Linked DNA regions of Mus musculus: regions 1 and 3 are each linked to region 2. A link is a contact called in ENCODE Hi-C or POLR2A ChIA-PET data. All regions are on one chromosome and are shown on one strand. The core of a region is the stretch at or near the end of the contact, and the rest is flanking DNA. Distances in the headings are between cores, read along the strand shown.

The links. A loop is a pair of places that touch in the nucleus more often than their neighbours do. ChIA-PET counts read pairs that join two places held with the same protein, here RNA polymerase II (POLR2A).
Region 1: POLR2A ChIA-PET joins it to region 2 with 18 read pairs in embryonic stem cell. The contact joins the promoter of Zfp526 here to the promoter of Pafah1b3 in region 2. A Hi-C loop is called at or near these places in 1 of 37 maps with a recorded cell type or tissue (T-helper 17 cell). POLR2A ChIA-PET finds 5 or more read pairs at or near these places in 3 of 5 experiments (Patski and embryonic stem cell).
Region 3: POLR2A ChIA-PET joins it to region 2 with 13 read pairs in Patski. The contact joins the promoter of 4732471J01Rik here to the promoter of Pafah1b3 in region 2. A Hi-C loop is called at or near these places in 4 of 37 maps with a recorded cell type or tissue (gastrocnemius and heart). POLR2A ChIA-PET finds 5 or more read pairs at or near these places in 3 of 5 experiments (Patski and embryonic stem cell).

What each region holds. Positions count from the first base shown.
Region 1 is chr7:25,218,507-25,223,357 of GRCm38, reverse strand. It overlaps Zfp526 (zinc finger protein 526), which reads right to left and starts at 1,933. Exons shown (of 3, transcript NM_175436.5): 1 at 1,854-1,933. It overlaps Dedd2 (death effector domain-containing DNA binding protein 2), which reads left to right and starts at 3,499. Exons shown (of 5, transcript NM_207677.3): 1 at 3,499-3,594; 2 at 4,191-4,557. The coding sequence starts at 4,230.
Region 2 is chr7:25,296,338-25,300,879 of GRCm38, reverse strand. Pafah1b3 (platelet-activating factor acetylhydrolase, isoform 1b, subunit 3) reads left to right here and starts at 2,894. Exons shown (of 5, transcript NM_001357350.1): 1 at 2,894-3,508; 2 at 3,705-3,794; 3 at 4,443-4,542. The coding sequence starts at 3,428.
Region 3 is chr7:25,391,917-25,396,243 of GRCm38, reverse strand. It overlaps 4732471J01Rik (RIKEN cDNA 4732471J01 gene), which reads right to left and starts at 1,531. Exons shown (of 7, transcript NR_015569.3): 1 at 291-1,531. It also overlaps a transcript of Lipe not described here.

The DNA.
Region 1 (4,851 bases), core at 684-3,183, 77 kb after region 2:
TCAGTGCCAATTGCTTTTACCCACTGAGCCACCTTATAGCCCTACCGCCACCATTTTTTGTCATTGTTTATGTTACTGTGTGCCTGCATGCATGAACACACGTCATGGCATACATGTAGCATACAGAGGACAACTTCATGGCATTCGGAGCCCATTCTTTCCTCCCAATGGTATATGGGTTCTGAGAATTGAACTGGGGTCATCAGGGCTGCAAGGCACACGCCTTTACCTCCTGGGCCAGCAAGATGGCCCGTTTTTGTTGTTGCTGTTGTTTGAGACAGATTTTCTCTGTGTGGCCCTGGACTGTCCTGGAACTCAGATCTGTAGACTGGGCTGGCCTTGAACTCACAGAGATTCACCAGCCTCTGCCTCCCAAGTGCTGGGGTTAGAGTTGTGCGCCGCCACTGCCTTGCTGGTTCTGTTTTGTAGAGACAGTCTATGTACAAAGGCTGGCCTTGACCTCACTCAGTATGTACACGGGGACGTCTGGTTCTCAGCCTTGTTTCTTCTGCCTCCCAAGTGCCATCGGCCACTTTCCTTACCTCTTTACTTGTGCTCATGCCAGGAGCATGGAGACTTTAGCTGGTAGCCCTGGCATACAGGCTGCTCATGTACTGCTCCCAGAGGGCAGGGATCTTAGCCTCTTCACCACCGAGGTGTTTCCAGTGCCAAGAAAGGTGCCCAGCACACAGTAAATACACAGACTCATTCAGTGACGAGTTAAGGCTCCCTATAGACGATGTCCTGGGACCTTAACCATCTCTGTGCACACTACATGTCTACCCATTTTATGCATTTCCATGATACATAGCCCAGTACAAGGCCCTGTTATTAGTTGATGACCAATAAACCATTTGCAGATAAATGACTTGCTAAATGCTCAGGAACCAAACTTTCCTTATCTACCAATTCCAAATACCCCATTAAGTGCGCTCTGTTTTGAAGCATCTCATCTTGTAACCCTGGCCTATCTGGAACTCACTATGTAGGGCAGACTGGCCTCAAACTCACAGAAATCTACCAGCTTCTCCCTCCCCAGTGCTGACATTGAAAGCGGGTGCCACTACACCTGCCTGGCTCCTCATTAAGTCCGAACCAGTCCATAAAGGATTTTCTTAGAAACAATCAAATGGGCTGGGGGTGGGGGAGGTTAGCATTCTGCCTTAGTTACAGCCTCACTGCCAAGACAGAACTCCCCTGGCTTGGATCAGAGCATGCTACATGGCTTGTAGCAGGTAAGGAGCGGATGCCCAAACTTTACAAAGTATGGATGAGCTCATACACAGAAAAACATGGTGCACAGGACCCAATCCTATGTGCTCTCTGAATTTCATCCAACTCAATCCTTCCAAAACTCACTTAACTTGCACACAATCCTAATAACACTGTCCTTCTAGAAAGTAGCACAGGTATCCCGAAATGGACACTTTTCCGCCTGCATTCTTTTCCCTCCCAGTCCTACACCGTGTCAGGGGGTAGGTGGAATTCAGCTAATACCTCTGTATACGGAAAGGAGATCTAAGCACCTACACCAGGGGCCTGAAAGTTCAACTTTCCCGCTACACTGCTTTTTTCCCTCCTACCAGATTCCTCTTCTCTGCAGCGTGAGAGCCCCCTGCAGGGGTGGGGTGTGCAAGCGAGCTCAAGCTGAGGCCAGCACAAGCAGGGGATCCAACGACGCCTCTAGGGCACACAGGAAGGAGCTGTCGATCATCCCGCGCTGCTCCAGCCCCAAGCGCAGGCCCCAAGGCTCTCCGACCCTGAGCGTACCCTTCCCTCTTCCTCCACTCTCTCCTTACACCCAGCGCTCTCTTCCCCGCCCGCCCTGCGGCGCCCTCACCCATCTCTCTTACCTCCAAGCAGCCCCTGCCGCTCTTGACACAGACCCTCCACTCCAGTAGTGTAGGACCCTTCACTATCCACGCCTCCCATTGGGCGGTGCTCTCAGGAGAGGCAGCCAATCAGAGCTGGTAGCGCAGGGCACGCGCCCTCGCGCCTGCGTGTTGGGAGTCAGGCGGGGCTCCGCGAGTTTCTCCACGCAGACACCAGTGCCCTGGAGGCGGTGTCCGGGACCAGGAGAGGCGCCTGCGCAGTTCTCCGGGGCCGCTCCTTTCCTGCTGTTTGAAAATTCAGCGGAGAAAAGTGTGCATCCTTATAGAGCGAGGTCGCACAAATGAACGTGGCGGTGCGAGACTTTGACAGGTGTTATCTCGTAGCAGAAGAGACTGAGCGTTTCTGACAGCGTAACTAAAAAGCCAGACACACTTGTACTTTTCCTGCGCCGCCTCAGTTTTTGCTTACGTGCAAAGTGGACTGGAATCGCATCTCCTGAAAGGTTGTTGAAGGCATTGAATTTTGTCATACACATAAAAATGTTCGGCTCGGGGCCTGATACACCGTAGTACTCACTATAGCCCACCCATCATAGAAGCTTTACCGTTTATAAATAGCTTTCCCCTTCCTCCCATTCTTTGTCTGATTCAATGATATTCACACAGAGAGCCCATACCGTGGACTCCACTGCCATCCGTTTCACAGGTGGAAAAGCTAAGGCCCAGAAAAGGGAAACAAACAGCCAGCATTGAGCCAGAGCCTCCCGCCCCTTAGGGAGACAATTCCGGGGGTGGAAACCAGTCCTAGAAGAGACCTGTCTTAGGCACGTGCTGGCCCTGACCTTGAGTCACCTAAGTGGGGGAGGAGGAGCGACCGTCACGCTCAAGGCCTCGTGTAGGGGACATGAAGACACCCTAGCCTCCACTTCTGTGACAGGATTGCTCTCATAGGTGCAGGTTAGGAGGGGCATCTGGGTGGCTCCAAGACTCAAGAGGGCTCAGAAGCGATTGTACAAAGGCTGTTCTAACCGTGGGTGTGGTGTCTATGATAGGAGGTGCTGATGGACGTCTTCGGAATGTGCTGCACACAGGGGGTGGCAAGGTCTATTGAGATTTGGGAAGAGGTATCATTCTGCTGCTTGCGACTGGAGAATTTATAAATTGGGGCTGGGGAGCTGTATGAGCAAGAATTTCCATGTAGGATCTGAGACAGCAGAGTTGAGTTGTAGGTTTCTGGTTGCCACCAGAATGGGGCATACTGTATTACAAGTCCTGATTATGAGCCTTGAGCGCTCCAGGGAGTCGGGACCCTCGTGACTGGTTTACTTTGCGCTGACAGCTGTTGGCACTGGTCATGTGGGTGTCTAGGACGTGATCAGGAGGAAGAGGTAGTCTGTGGGATGAGTAATTCCACCAGGTCGTGTCATAGGATTCAGGGGACACACACCGAGCCTGAAACCACCATCAAGAGCAAGACACAGCGAGGTTTTGCTCTTGCGCAAGCGCAGCAAGGGAGAGTCCGGACGCTTGGGTTAGGGGCGGATCTGGAGTCCTGGAAGGGGTGGAGCTTGAGGTCTGATTCTGCGCTTGCGCTGTAGGGGCGTGGCGGTCGCACCTGCGCGAGTTGGGCGAAAGAGGAGGAGCGAGGTGACGCAGGCGTAATAATAGAGAAGGTGCCAGAAAGATCCAAAACAAGTGGCTGCGGCCGTCGCCCAGAAGTCATCGGACGCTGGAATCTGGTGAGGATAAGAGAGGCCTAAAGGTGACTGGTGAAGGGTAGCTGGAACCACTTGGGTGCTCGGGTGAGGGCAGGATCGATCGCCCTTTCAGGGAGGGGGGGTCGGATTCAGACAGTACCACCTGTGTGGCGCTCAGGGTTGTCTTGGTCGGTCCCACTTGCAGGGGGCCGAGGGTCACTTTTGAAAGGTATCACTTGAGTGGGATGTTGGAGCTAGCAGGAAGGTACTAGTGGACAGAACCCGAGGGCTATGACCGGACATTTGCCATCCGAAGTCACCGGGCAGTGGACAAGGTGCCCTGCAATGGGCCATGTAGCTCATTCGAGCTGGTCGTCTAGGTCAGTCGGTGGCAAGTTCGAAACGTACTACTCAGAAAAGGGCATCTGGGCTTGGTCCTCCCGACAGTGATGTGGACCGGTGGGGTCTAGCGTTCGACCTGTTACTATGGGATCTCGGGCGATACCATTCCTGTCCGTGGGAGGGAGAGAGGTTGAGACCGTTGAGGGTGTGGGGGGCGACTCTGCCCGGAGACACCTTGCGGGGCCCACGCTCTGGCCTCTGTGGGCTTTGAGCCACTGTGTCGCTGACCACGACCTCCTCCCCGCCGTGTGGGTTCTAGGCCCTGGTTCTGAGCTTGTTCCGCACCCCTCCCCTGGGAATGGCGTTGTCCGGGTCGACCCCGGCCCCGAGCTGGGAGGAGGATGAGTGTTTGGATTACTACGGCATGCTGTCGCTTCACCGTATGTTCGAGGTAGTGGGCGGGCAGCTGACCGAGTGCGAACTGGAGCTCCTGGCCTTCCTGCTGGATGAGGCCCCCGGCGCCCCCGGCGGCCTGGCCCGCGCCCGCAGCGGCCTGGAGCTGCTTCTGGAGCTGGAACGCCGCGGGCAGTGCGACGAGAGCAACCTGCGGCTGCTGAGCCAACTCCTGCGCGTGCTAGCCCGTCACGACCTCCTGCCACATCTGGCGCGCAAGCGGCGCCGGCCAGGTAGGGTTTGAATAGGAAGTTGCAGAAACACCTTGCTCCCTCTGGGCCCCTGTACTTCCCTGATAAGGATATACAGTCTCCCCTATTTCACAGCGAGAAACTCAACAGTGAGAGGGTATGGCTTAGGTAGAAGTGAGCTTGTGGGATTCGGCCATATCAGTAATGATTGTGGCCACTGTTTGTGGAACTTTTTATGCCAGGAAGAGACAAACCTTTCATAGGAAAGGTTTCATAGGCACTGTCACCTGACAGCCCTCCCCCGCCCCCAGGGAAAACAACAGGTTCAGAGACGCT
Region 2 (4,542 bases), core at 1,645-4,144:
CTCCTTTCTCTGCACATGTCCCTCACACCTTCAGCTCACTCAGGATAGTCTGGAACTATTCTCTTGCCTTTACTTCTCAAATGCTGGAATTACAGGTGTGTGGCCCCCAAACTTTCAAGTCAAACTAAACTACCCTAGTGTATATCCCTGTCCAAATGTTAGTAATGTTATGACCTGTGTCTTTTCTTTGTGCTTCCCAGTCCTTAGAAGCTCCCAAACCGTGTCCATACACTGTTTCAGGAAACCACCTCTGGGTCATAAAACAGTGAGGGGATGCCATGAAAATGTTGGTACTAGTAAAAGGTTTCTGAAAGTACAACAGAATCAAACTAATAAATCTAAGGTGCTCATCAACTTTGCATCTCAAAATTTGTGGTGGCAGGGCCTTTAATCCCAGCACTCACTCCGAAGGGGGAGTTCTGTGAGTTCAAGACCAGCCTGGTCTACATAGACTTATATCCAGAACAGGCAAGACAACTCCATAGACCTTGTCTCAAAAGAAAAAAACAAAACAAAAACAAACAAACAAACAAACAAACAAAAAATGAAATAATTTCATGGCAGCTTTGGTCATTTGAAGTGCACACAGCATCATGCTACGCCATGCCAGTGACCACTGCCTCAGAGTCTGTTCAGAGACAATATATTAGGAATTCCAAGATTTTGGCTGTATATAAAAAGTTTATCCTGCCAGATGGTGGTGGCACATTCCTTTAATCTCAGCATTCAGTAGAGAGAGAGAGGCAGGTGGCTCTCTGTGAGTTCAAGGTCAGCCTGATCTACAGAATAAACTCTAGGACAGCCAGGGCTACACAAAGAAAAAACAAACAAACAAACAAAATAAGTACACCTAGCTTATTAGTATGCAAATGTGCTTTTGTTTTTAATAAATGGTAAAATTATATCTGCACAAAAGAATTGTTCTAAGTCCTTTTCTTTATAGTAGTATCAGGGAATATTAGATGTAAATATACCCATATTATACACCCATAAGCCCAGGGTAATATAAAAACTATTCAGTCTAGCATCTGGAGAGACAGCTCCCTGGTTAAGGGACTGAGTTCAGTTCTTGCATCCACACAGGGCCGCTCACAGTTGCCTTTGACTCCAGCTTTAGGAGATCTGACACCCGGTTCTGACTTCTGCAGTCACCTGCCTTCAAATGCACATATAATCTTACAAAGATATAAACACACACACACACACACACACACACACACTCAAATTCACACACAACCACACACTCACACACAGCTTTCTTGGGCTGGAATGGTTGAGCACACCTTTATTGCCATCACTAGGGTAGATTTGGCTAGTCTGGTCTACACAATGAGTTCTGGGTAGCCTAAGCTACATAGTAAGACCTCCTATTTAGAAAGAAAAAAATCAAAACCAAAAACTTTCTCAGGCAAAAGTGGGGCTCAAGTAGAAAAAGTTGAGGAAGCCCTGTTCACCATGGTAGAGGCTGGAGGATGGTGAGTTTAAAGTCATCTCATACATGAGACCGTACCTCCAAACAAGCACACAGGAAAGAAGTTCTGTTCTAGAGAAACACAAAGCCTCAGAGTCCCGGGCCTTTCTCAGTCATGTCTGAGTCTCTCTCTCCAACACATGGATGGAGATAGCCAGGATCTGACCATTAATGTAACTAATATCATTCTGCAAGCACTGCACTTGTTTAGTAATAACTTCATGCCAGGTCCAGATTAGGGAAAGAGATTGAGACAGAATGTGAACACAATAAATAAAACTCTTCACTACTTTAGTATCAAGCCAACAAGAAGGAATGGATAGGTTTGAAAGTTCAGTCGCTAGGTGGGGCTGCCAGAAAACAACTAGGCCATTTAGGGGTGAGGGAGACCCTGGGCATCTGAGAAAACACTGCGATTTGGGGTTTAGTTTGAGCCAGGGAAAGAAAGAAGATGATAGAAAGTGGCCTTGGCTACAGACATGGGATTTGGAGTCCAGAGCCACCCACCTGAAGTTGATGATGGAACTTTGTATCTAGAGAGAGGAACAGAGGCCTAGGAGGTGCAAGGTGATCTGCAGGACGGATGCCAAGTTGGACCTGGGCTGGGCCTTGCAGCCATCTCCAATTTCTGATCTTTCTGCACCTCTTTCACATAGATCTGATGGTGCCTCTGAGGCATGAAGATATGCATTTGAGATTTTATACCACTAAAAAACTAATGTTGAAGCTGGGTCTAGTGGCACATACCTATAATACCACCACTCTACAGGCCAGCTTGGTCTACAAAGCAAGTCCAGGACAGCCAGGGAGGGCTCTGTCATACAGAAAAACCCTACCTTAAAAACCCTACCTTAAAAAAGACACACACACACACACACACACACACACACACACACGTATATACATATACATAACAAATAAATAATAAATAACAATAACAAAGCCTTAGTGTTGGGCTTGGCCTGGTGGCACACAGCTTTAATCTTAGCACTCAGGAGTCAGAGGTAGGTAGATCTCTGTGAATTCAAGGCCTGCCTGCTGTTTATAGCAAGTTCCATGAGAGCTAAAGTTACAGAGTGAAATCTCATCTCAAAAGAAAACAGAAAGTTTTAAATAGGGAAGTCCCCTCAAAGCCACTCTGGTGCTGCCTCCACCAGCTTCACTTCTTTTTGTTTTTGTTTTCAAGACGGGAGTTTCTCTGTGTAGCCTTGGCTGTCCTAGAACTCTGTTGACCAGCCTGTCCTCGAACTAGTACATCCACCTGTCTCTGGCTCCCTCCAGTGCTGGGATTAAAGGCGTGTGCCACCACCGCCCAGTTTGGCTAGCTTCCTTTCAAATCCCTACACCAGTAAGAAATGGGAGCGTCCCTTCCCAGGTGTCTAAGAGCCACCCCCTCCGCGGATCTAGGAATGAGCTCGTCCACTCCCTCTCCTATGTGAATGGGTTACACACACACACACACACCCCCGTAGGTGGTCTCTTCCGGAGTTTTCTGGCCCTGCAGCAAATGATTTCCTCCTCGGACGGAGGGCGCTAGATTGTCCCTGGTCCCTGTCGGCTTTACAGGTACCCTGCCCCTTTCCGTCCACTCTGGGTTGTGTCTCTCTTGTCTGCGCCCCCTCTTCCCCTGCCACGAGTGCCGCTTGGTCTCGCCTGCCCCTCCCCCCTGCGTTGGGCCCCCGTGGCCGCAAGGGGTCCCGGCGGGAAGCGGCAGACGAGCCCACTTTGCGGCCTCCATCGGGGGAGGGGAGCGAGGATTCCTTCCTACGTGACGGTTTCTAGTCTGCGAAAGGAGGCGGCGTCTGGGCTCGGCCTTCGCCCTACGCGCGAGCGAGCGCGGCAGGACGGTCCATTGTGTTGGCCCGAGAGGTAGGGGTGGGCGTGGCGGATCCACGTCCTCGCGGAGCTTTCCCGGGCGGACTCCACTCTCATCCCCAGGGGGCTGCGGTGCTGAGGATGAGTGGGGAAGGGGAGAACCCGGCCAGCAAGCCCACGCCTGTGCAAGACGTGCAGGGTGACGGGCGCTGGATGTCTCTGGTGAGTGACCGCGCGTGGTCCCCAGGGTTAGGGGCTTGGGGGGCGTGTATGTCTATAGAACTGCTTCGTGACATCCTCCTCCTCACCTAGGTGGGCAGCCTGGTTTGGGTTGTTTGGGGTTGTTCCGCCTGAGGCAGCGGGGTGGGGCGGGGCCTGGAGCGTGCGTGCCTTTGACTCTTTCTGGCTTTCTCTGCAGCACCATCGGTTTGTAGCGGACAGCAAAGACAAGGAACCCGAAGTAGTCTTTATCGGGGACTCCTTGGTTCAGCTAATGCACCAATGTGAGGTGAGGGTCCACCCGTTTCCTCCTTCCTCATCCAGGCATGCACCCTCACTGGCACTTCAAGCCCAGAACCTGATAAGACAAGATAAGGGGTACAGAAATGCCCGTGGTAGCAGGAATCTAAGAACCCCATGTACATGTCTGCTGAGAATGAAGTGTGTGCCCTGAGTTTGTCGGGTTGGGTTTGTCTCTGTCGAGTTAAATTGAGGCGTTCCTTCAAGATTGTGTCAGGTGAGGGCTTTTCATTGTTTGTTTAAGGTGGGGCACAGCCCCTGTTGGGTTTACTCGAAGTTGTAATAGCTTTACAGAAAGTGAAGGTTGATTGTAATGGTATTCTGCAAAGACTTTATCAGTAATAAAGTCCCTAAGACGTTTAGCTACAATGGCTTTCCCCCCCACCCCACAATGAGGTTCAGTTGTATTGCCATTAGCTCTGTGTATACTTAAAGCAGACAGGATCTTCATAAAATGAACGTAACTTCTGTGAATTTTGGTTAAAGTGAAGCAGTAATAAGTTCCATGATTCCGGATTTGGTCAAGCTGAGATTTAACCGGACCTTGTCCATAAAGTAAGGCTAATCCATAATGATATGTCCATAATGGCCTGGACAGAGGGTGGTGGCTAGTGTCTACGTCATTTCTTGACCCCAGATCTGGCGGGAGCTCTTCTCACCTCTGCATGCACTTAACTTTGGCATTGGTGGTGACAGCACACAGCATGTACTCTGGCGGCTTGAGAACGGGGAGCTGG
Region 3 (4,327 bases), core at 282-2,781, 97 kb before region 2:
AAGGTAGTTTGCTGAGAGGCCAAGGCCACCCTCAACTACAGCCTAGGACCCTGTCTGGGGGGGAAAAAAAAAAAAAAAAAAAAAAAAAAAACAGGGACGACCACGTGAGGGGGCGGAGGAAAAGGCGGGGCTTCTCCAAACGGCTACCAAGCGCGGCTACGCCCCCAAGTCGGTCCCCGCCCACGCCTTGGGTTGCCCGCCCCCTGCCCGCCCGCCCGTTCTTCCGGCTCCCGGGGCAAGTGGGCGGGCCAGGTTCAAGGAAAGGTGAATGAGATGGCGAGGGTCAGCACCTGCACAAGATGACTGAGAATTCTTTGTTGGGGTGACTCTAACGCGACTCCTCACTATTCCTGCTGTGAGGGCACTTCTCGCTGCTTCCAGGACTGCGGGTTTTTTTTTGGTTTTTGGTTTTTGGTTTTTTGTTTGTCGTTACGGTGCACTGCGCGGTTCCTTTAATCTGAGCAGATGGGCGGGCCAAGACCTTCAGCCCCACCCATTAAAGGCGGAGCTCCGCGAGGAGCCTGCCCAGGATTGGATGGTTTGGGGGCCTGGCAGTGGTGTGTAACTAGGATTGACTCTAAGAGAGGAACTTGATCGCTGGAATTGGGCCCCGCGCCAGGACTGGAAAGAATTGATGGAGCCGGCCGTGGAATCGGCGCCCGTGGGGGCCCAGGCCTCCAAGCAGGGCAAAGAAGGATCGAAGAACCGCAGTCGCAGGCGGTGGCGAAAAGGCAAGATCAAAGGTGAGTCGGTAACAGCTTAAAAGAAATCCCGCACATCCTGCGGGGGACTGGGGACTGGGGGAACTGACCCACTTCCACGAGGGGGAAGAGACCCGTGGACTGATCCACTGCCGTCCTGCGCGTGGGGGGGGGGGTGATGTGAGAGTAGAATGCCCCACCGAGACGTAAGGACTACGTCTGTCCCAGTGCGGTCTTTGGGGAAGTGTCCGAAATGCTCGTCTGTCGGAATAAGGTTCTCTCTCAGGTTCCTTTTTCTGTGTGGCCAAGAGCTGTGCCTTTAGTGTTTTCTGTTTCGGTTCAAGCGGTTTTCATGTCTTCTGCCCTCTTAAAAGAATAACGTAGAAGGGTTTTTAACCGCTTTTTCTAAATAAATAGAATGCAAAAGGTAGGCAGAAGGGGCATCCGGTAATTGGAAGAGCTCCTTGCAGCCCCTTCTTACTCTCTCAGTGAATCCATCCATCTGCTCTTTGACAATCGACCTTCATCAACCCAGCAACCCTGGGGCGACTTGCAAAACATGAGAACTTTTACGTTGTCCTTAGAGAAAGGAGGGAGTTACCATTTAGCTTCCCTGGATCCAAAAGGCTGGAGAAACAGTGGCAGAACAACCAAAGATTTTGCATGGCTCAATCAGAGCAGGCATTAAGTCCTGGTTTGGTTATGAGTTTTGTCTGTCTTGTGGCGCTGCTTACAGCCAAACCTAGGGCCTGGTGAACACTAAGCAAGCCCTCCGCTATGCAGCTCCACCGGCAGTCCATGGATCTTTATCAGACTCCAGGGACAGGTTCCTGTGCAGGCAAAACCAGAAAAAACCTGGCATGGCTTACCAGACCCAAAACCCCCAAATTCATCATTCCTCATCCTCCTTTGGTAGACAAGTGTTGGAGCTCAAGCAGGACCCTGAAGCCTCCTATCCCCCAACAAAGACACATAGCAGAACACTATGCTTTGAAGCGATATGGAACCTCAATCGCAAAGACCCATTGTACCAAATTGCTATGAATGTGAAGTAATGAACAGGGACCTTTTCTCAATTTTTTTTCTGAGCTCCCAACAGGCATCTGTAGGGCTGTTGTCAGATTCAAATGTGTGTGTTTTGGAGAGGTGTATGTAAGTCTACTGTCTGGCTGAGTGTGCTGAGTAGAGTGTCTGACTCTACTAGACACTGGTCTCCCTAAGAGTAGGGTTGTGTCTGCCTTGTTTACAGGGAATGCCAGACACATGGACATTCAAGTATTTATTAGATTGATAAGCAAAGGAATGTGTGAAGTGTGACGTGGAGCTGTTAATAGCCAAGCTGCCCTTAGTGTCATGAGGAGTCAGAAAGAATCTGCTTGAGTAAGGCTCCTCCCTTGCACGGGGTTCAGGTAAGCACACTCACAAAGGCTCGCAGCTCTGAGAAGTGACTGTCATTTCCTGAGGCCCTTCCTAGTGCCAGGCCTCAGACCTGTGAATCAGATCCCACCTCTGCCCCAAGGGTATCCTGACTGGCTGGAGCCGTCATTTATCCTTGTGATCTTGCCACAAGTAACTGGATGAGACAGCTGTCATTATGATCAGCCCATTTCCCAAATGACGACAGAGACACAGAGGCACTGAGCTGGTTGGGTTTCCTGTACCTGTCCAGTGAGGGCAGGGAGATGGATACCTTCAGCCTTCTCAGAGCAGGGAGTGTGGAGCTGACAGCTGTTGTATGCCTCAACCTTAATTCTGAATCTAAAAGGCTCTAGTCACAAAGATTTCATCCCGAGACAGACATTCAATACCTAGAGGTGCCAGGCTTCGGCTTTCTGTAACTAGCAGGGCAGTCTCAGTAGAGCTGAGGACACAGATGGTAATAAGACTGTTGTTGCCAGGCATGTGCCGCACACCTCTGATCCCAGTCCTTGGGAAGCTGAGTCAGTTCAAGGCAAGCCCGGGCTACATAGTGAGTTGCAGGTCAGTCAGGGCTACAGAGTGGAACTCTGTCTCAACCTCTCTCATTCACCCATTTACAAAACATTGTAAACAAGCCAGTATGATAAAAGGAAAAATCCTGGAGCTGGGGATGTAGCTTATTACTGGAGTACCTGACTAGCATGGACAAAGCCCAAGGGTCTGTCTCCAGGACCACACACAGTAGGCATCATAGCACTTGCTTATAATTCAGAAGTAGGGAGGCCGAGGCAAGAGGATCAGAAAGAAGCTTAAAGTCTTGTAGTCTCTGACTATATAGTCAGTCTGAAGCCAGCTTGGGCTACATGAGAAAATGTGTCCTGCTTTCAAGAAAGAAAATTCTGAGAAAATGAGCGTGGGTAGCTTTTCCAACAAGGTGACATCAGACTCATGGACGGGCAGGCATCAGCTACCGAGCAAGGGAGGTGGGGAGAGCAGAGCAGCAGGAACACCGCTGGAAGAGCAGCGCCTGACAATGCAGAGAGAGGTCTGGGGGCGGAGGCTGGGGTCAGGAAGCTGGGGCAGGCAAGGTGGGCTCTAGGTCAGCTTAAAAGGCCATGCCCAAGTCTGAAGCTTTATCTGGGAGGAAGGCAGGGAAGCATTGGTGGGCTGGAAGGGCAAGGTCAGCCTTATGCTTTCAAAAGATCCTCTGGATGCTCTGCAGGAAACAGGCTTAAGTCAGAGGAGGCTCACGGAGTGAGGACCAGGTAGTGGAGGTGGGTGGCTTGCTTCTGGATGTCCAGTAGATGGGGATAGGTGAGGGAAATGGACAGGACAACCCCTGAGCTCTCTGCCTGAACCAACAGTGAGTCCTATCCTCAGCACACACGAACACACGTGGAGACCGTGACACACCCAAACATGTACATCGATTCTTGTTGTTTTTATTGTTGTTGCTGCTATTTGAGAGGTAGAGCATCATATATACATCCCAGGCTGGCTTCAAACTCACCATTTACTTCAAGATGACTTTGAACATCAGATCCTCTTGTCTCCACTATCATAGTGCTGGGATTACAAATATTCACCCCCACATTCAGTCTGCACAGAATTGGGGACCAGATCCAGGTGGAGTGAGGCAAGTGCTGCACTAACTGATCTACATCCCCAGTCCCAGGGTGTGGAGTCATAAAAACATGAGCACATCCCCATACAAGCTGAAAGACTAAGACAAAACTTAGACTCACAGGCTAACAAACACACACATACCTTCAGACATGTCAAGAAACAAGGTACATTGACCTGGTATATCCCCAGGAACCAAAGTCCAGGCCTGATTCAGCTGACAAGTGGCTTCTCAGGGCAAAGGGCTGGAGGAGGTAGGAGCATGGGTCAGGGGCAGAACATTTGTCTAGCATTTGTCTACAAGTTTGATTCCCAGCACCAAAGCAGGGCAAAGGACTGGGTCATAGTTGGCTAGGGCCCCCTCCCCCACTGCCAGCCCCCCCTCGACCCTACCTTTGTCCCACTCCTGCCATACTTACCCATGTCCCCACTGGGTATGCCCTTATCCCAGTGCCCTCTGCCTGGGATTCTGGCAATCTCCGTATCCCTCCCTCCTGCCTCTAGCCAGCCCAGTCTTCAGGGAATCTTGAATGGGGCAAAGAGCAGGGCCCAGAAGTCACAAGGGCTTGGGGGATCCAACCCTT